Regions from separate parts of the Homo sapiens genome. Here region 2 is linked to region 1. Evidence: chromatin contacts called from ENCODE Hi-C or POLR2A ChIA-PET data. All regions are on one chromosome and are shown on one strand. The core of a region is the stretch at or near the end of the contact, and the rest is flanking DNA. Distances in the headings are between cores, read along the strand shown.

The links. A loop is a pair of places that touch in the nucleus more often than their neighbours do. ChIA-PET counts read pairs that join two places held with the same protein, here RNA polymerase II (POLR2A). Pooled maps may share reads with other maps.
Region 2: a map of transverse colon shows a loop between it and region 1 (7-fold over the local background). The contact joins two enhancer-like sites. A Hi-C loop is called at or near these places in 1 of 168 maps with a recorded cell type or tissue (transverse colon) and 3 of 50 pooled maps. POLR2A ChIA-PET finds 5 or more read pairs at or near these places in 2 of 52 experiments (OCI-LY7 and T-cell).

The regions. Positions count from the first base shown.
Region 1 is chr10:76,085,484-76,088,068 of GRCh38, reverse strand. All of the region lies in intron 5 of LRMDA (leucine rich melanocyte differentiation associated), which reads right to left. Among named protein-coding and RNA genes, the nearest start is that of MIR606, 530 kb to the right of the region's middle. Within about 2 kb of position 1,301, at least 11 of the 41 ENCODE cell types and tissues checked have a DNase peak (open chromatin) inside an H3K27ac peak, as active enhancers do; they include transverse colon, where a contact is called at or near this core.
Region 2 is chr10:76,395,962-76,398,546 of GRCh38, reverse strand. The region is part of intron 6 of LRMDA (leucine rich melanocyte differentiation associated); the gene reads right to left. Among named protein-coding and RNA genes, the nearest start is that of KCNMA1-AS1, 490 kb to the left of the region's middle. RefSeq lists an enhancer at 1-1,788. Within about 2 kb of position 1,291, at least 10 of the 41 ENCODE cell types and tissues checked have a DNase peak (open chromatin) inside an H3K27ac peak, as active enhancers do; they include transverse colon, where a contact is called at or near this core.

The DNA of each region.
Region 1 (2,585 bases), core at 52-2,551:
GGCTCACTGTAGCCTCAACCTCCCGGGTTCAAGTGATACTCCCACCTGAGCCTCCCAAGTAGCTGGGACTATAGGTACACCTTGTCCAGATAATTTTTTGTTTGTTTGTTTTGTAGAGACAGGGTCTGCATGTTGCCCAGGCTGGTCTTGAACTCCCAGGCTCAAGCAATCCTTCCACTCTAGCCTCCCAAAGTGCTGGTATAACAGGTGTGAGCCACCACATTTGGCCAGTTAAGAGTTCTTGCTATATTTTCAAACACTGAGGAAATCAAAGTTTGTGTCACTGAGCAATGGAATAATGATTGCTGGTTTATCTTTTCCTTCCTTTTGGGCCCCTCTATTTGCAGTTCATTGGTCCTGTTTTTGGCCTACAGAGTAGGACAACAGACACGGATCCCTCTTCCACATGAAGCCCTTCCAATATTGAACACAGTACCTCTGGCATCCCCCTTAGCTCTTCATTCTCCAGGCTAAATTCCCATCTCTCTCTACAGCTACACTGAGGACCTGGCTTTGAGGGACCCCAATCACCCTCCCAAGATGATCCTGTATGACTAACCTTGCTGGGTAGATGGAAATTTTTGTCTCTCTTGGGATAATTACCAGCATAGGGTGTGGTATGCAAAAGCTTACGCTATGCAGAAGTTATAGAGAACACAAAGGCATAAAATTAATGTCAGGGCTTCTAGGAACCTCAGAGATAACCCAGTCCCCACTCTGTTTGTAGAGAATCTGAAAGTCGCAGAACAAGTAAGTGGCAAAACCTGGTCAAAAGCCTTGGCCCTACAATTCCTAGGACAGAACAAACAGTTCTGCCCTACACTGCTTCCTCGGATGAAGACAGCTAGTACCTGACCTCTGTTTTCCCTGCTACAACGAGACTACCCCTGTGTAATTCCTCTACCTGACACTGGGGTGCACTGGCATGCCACCCGCCCCACCAGGCAGATCTGAATGTCTGCCAATGCTGGGGATGATTTACAGGGCCTGTCTGGGAGATGATTTTCCAAGAAAACACTCCATATAATTGGCCTTTGGTATATCTCCTCAGTGGTGATTTATTTCTGTCGGACAAGCCAAAGAACGTCTCTCCCCACCTCTGCAAAGCCTCCGGTCCCTGGCCTCAAAGTTCAGCAAGTTTCTGGCCAGAGAATGTTCTTCCTCTCCACCCACTCAGCCCTTTTTTCTGTGGTTTGCAATCTCATTTTGCTAAATATACTGAGATGCCCTGTACACAGCGGTCTGCAGTTCTAGAATGTGCCTGACTTCCTTTGGCTGGGAGCATCACTCATAAATCACTGTGCTAGCAGCTGCCATCCATTTATATCCATGACCTATCAGGACTGAAAGCTCAAGTTCTTCCACGGTGATGCCTTTTTCATTCGGGCCCCTCCACGAGAGTAAAACGCTCTCTCTCCCACACATATACACATGAGTATTTAGCTGTGTGGTAGCCACAGAGAAGGGACTTGGTGAACACTTACTGAATAGAGTGTATAGAAATATTCAAAGAGTAACTTTAAACTTGGCCACTTACTTACGAGTGTTGACTGACAATTGCATGCCTAAGCTAAACTGCTCTGAATACAAACCTGAATGATGAGTTTGATGAAGAACATTCTCAGTGGAGGAAACTAGGGCTTGTTTGAAGAAATAAACAGTGAATTTTCCCAGCCTTGCAAACAGCTTCTGACATTTACCAGCCCACAGCTGCTTTTTACCAGCCCCATTGACATAGCCATTCCCTAGAAGTCCCTGAAGGATTTCCAGAGGTAAGACAATCCCAGAGAAGGAAAGGCAGAAAGTATGGGTTGGTGAGAGTGAACTCTTTCCCAAAAGTTGGGAGGGGTGCTCCAGTTAAACTCACCCCACTTAGCAGGCGCCCCAGCAAGGAAGTGCTCTGAACTCACGAAGTAACTGGGCTTTCCTGAGAATGGGGTAAGGCGAGGAACTAGAAAAAAATCAGAATATGTGTTCACTGGTCCCCAGAAGAGAAATTTGGTTTTATGCATGTCAAGGGAAGTCTTTAAACTTGAGAAGACTATAAAATTGGGCGGGGGGTGGTGCAGAAGAGTGAAGCATGAGAAGGAGGAGGTGGGAGGAGTTGGTGACTGATCCCCATTGCTGGGAACAGCTGCTGGGGCAGATGCTTGTGTTTTGTCAAATATTCCTCTGTCTATAGAGGCTATCTGCAGGTGAAATCCTTCATGAGGAAGAGGATGGGGGTGTGAGTGTGAGGGAGAGCGGGGAGGAAGCCAGGATCACTAGAAAAGATGGCTATGTTTAGCTTACATGGAAACAAACACCTGAGGCCAAGTCTTCCCTGCAGACCAGGACTTTCCAGGCAGGACTGTCCTCCCTTGGCTGTCCCAGGCAGACCAACATCCCACAGCATTCTGCAGCAAGACGCTGGGAGACAGGAAAGAGACCGACTCTCCAAGGACACAGGGTCAGGGTAAGGCTTAGAGAAAGGAAAGTCACCATCCCTGTGAGGTAGGGGCCAGGGGAAAGTAAAGCGACCCCTCCCTCCACCCCAGCCCCAGCCAGGCCATTCTTCAGGAGTGTGTGGGGCGAGCAGACTTGAT
Region 2 (2,585 bases), core at 42-2,541, 310 kb before region 1:
GCAGAATAAAGGACTTTGGTATGAGCAAAAAAATCCAAGCTTAAATCTTACAATTGCCCCTTTGAGGGTCGTTGACTAGGCAAGTTTTACAGTGGTGTACTGAAATGAATACTGCCTCTATGCAAAGCAACAGGAGGTCACATTATAATTAGAATGCAATCAGTGGAATTGGTTATGGCTTGGTTTTCTTCCTGAAATGACAATCTATGCCACATCTGCCATTACATTAATATTTTCTGCATTACTAGAAGAACAGAGGGAGGGAGCTGGGGGGAGGGGGACGTCAGTGTCTTTCCACTGAGCAGCTGATAGAGTTGTCTTTAGCTAGAAGTCCGCATGAGCTAATCAAGGCCCAAACAGTTCACCTTTAAAATACCCAAACCATCTGGCAGGCTGTCCCATGATAAATCTCAATGATAAATGTCTCCGTTTTGATGTTACAAAGGAGCCGCAGACCTGCTCGGTTCTGGCACAGCTGAAAACATACTGGCAACAGTAGAATAGAACTCAGATGTCCCAAAATAGAGAAGTAAATCATTTTGACCTGCAGGGCATAATATATTTAGAGAAAGCCTGATTGTAATAAAAGGGTTGGACTCATCACAGTTTGTGCTCTAGGAGTGGCAATATATTTTTTGGTAATACTTTTCGGTTAGTGAAAACTCCAGCATGTACAATTTAAAAGCACTCATTCTTTTTCTGTTGTTCACCCCCTTGTTTTTGTGAGTCTTCAGGCATTTCCCTATGCCCCTTGTGAACTACAGCAGTCCCCTCTCTCCGGTTCTCCGACATCCTGCAGGGGAACTGTTGAGGCGAGCATGCCTTCAAAATGATTAATCTGCTCGCCTTTCAGAGGTCTGTTTTGCTGGGCCCATGGCCACTGCCAAGAAAGGACACACTGTGACCACCAGCACCAGGAAGCGAAGGCACAGCCTCCAAACTCAAGGTTAGCCCAGACCTGGTGCCGAGAGGGAATCGTAAAATAAATTATGCCGTGTGGTTTTGGAAGGGAGACTTTTATGTCCAGCCAAGCTTCAGAAACAAATTATGAAGTGGTCAGTTGGCCTTATTTATTTCATCTTTTTCCCCCACAAAGTTAGGAAATTAATTAAACAGGGATATGGAGTGTTAAGGGCAAAGTACGAAAGCTTCCCAATGCTAGTGGCCCCTGCCCCCTTCCCTGGCTGGCCTGAAGCTCAGAGTGAAGGAAGTCAGCCTACCACAGGCATGGCCAATAAAAACAGGGCCTCATCAGTTCCAAGGCTCCTGGGGAGCCGCCTGGGACCTTGTGACAACTGAGCAAAGCCCGGCCTCCTTCTCCACCCTGGTCTGGTTGGTAGCAATGGCTTGACCGATTCCCTCCACAGCTGCTGGGGTCACTTTCTGCTAACTAATGGGAAAGACAGACTTCCCATCTGCCCCCTGACAAATGGTTTAATAAAATGATTTTGCTCACACACCGAAAAGAGAAGCCAGAAACCAGCAAGGGAGGGGACGTGTCTCTAAGAAAAGGGGTTTCAATCTCATCCTTTTCATCTCCAGACAAGTTGAGGGAAAAGAGGGAAGGCAATTTCTCTGGGTGAGTAGAGTTGCGTGGCGTGGCAGAGGCTGTTTCAAAACTTCTGGGGGCCTGCAGCAATGAGAATGTGATTCCTCAGACTCTCAGGAAAATAAGTGCAAGTAAATTTGAGGTAACTATTTTCAATAAAACTTGAAAATATATATATGTATACTGACAGTCCATTTGGAGAGGAAAAGACACAATAATTCATTGGCTGTTGGCAACTCCATTGGAGACAAGTTACCCCATACCTTCCTTCTTGTCTGCCCTGGGCCAAACAACACATATCTAGTTATTTGACTATCTTCCCATAAGTCAGTTCTAGTGGTGCGGAGAGGAGACACCCACTGGATCATCGGCATCACCGGCTCTTTAATCATTTCTCTGGCTCTCACCTGAGTCCTTTCCAGGTCACTGACATCTTGGCTGATTCAGAAATGTGTAGAAAAGAGCAAGGTATTTCAGCTGACATTCCTGCAGGTTCACTGGGGAAGTAGAAAAGAAACAGTGGAAAGGGGCCCCTCTCTCTACTGGGTAAGAGAGTGCACGTGAGTGGCTATAGCTGAAAGAATCGCATCGTCACTTTCTTTCTGCACCATATGGTCTCTCCCTCTCATATCTGATTTATGACTCCCGATCACCACAGATCCTTTGGCTAGGCCACTTTCCACATGTCAACCTACTGTTGAATATTTGGATGCCAACATTTCCCCCAGGGAAAAGAAGAGACAAAGAATAATGATGTCTTTTCTTCTGTCCCCCACTGCCTCCCTACCATGTAGCGTTTCTAGTTTCTAGTTTGTATCATCTGACACAGGAAACCCAGGCTCTTTCTCTAGCCCTTCAAACGTGGCAGCTTCCAGCCATCATCTTCAATCAAAACATGCCCATAGGTTCAGGGGGAAAAACCACAGCCCATGGTAGGATGCTAAAGCCCTTAACTAACTCATCAATTCCAATCTACTAATTGGATTCCAATCTTCTCTTTTCACAAGGAACTTTTTGTATCAGGCAGCCCCAGAAA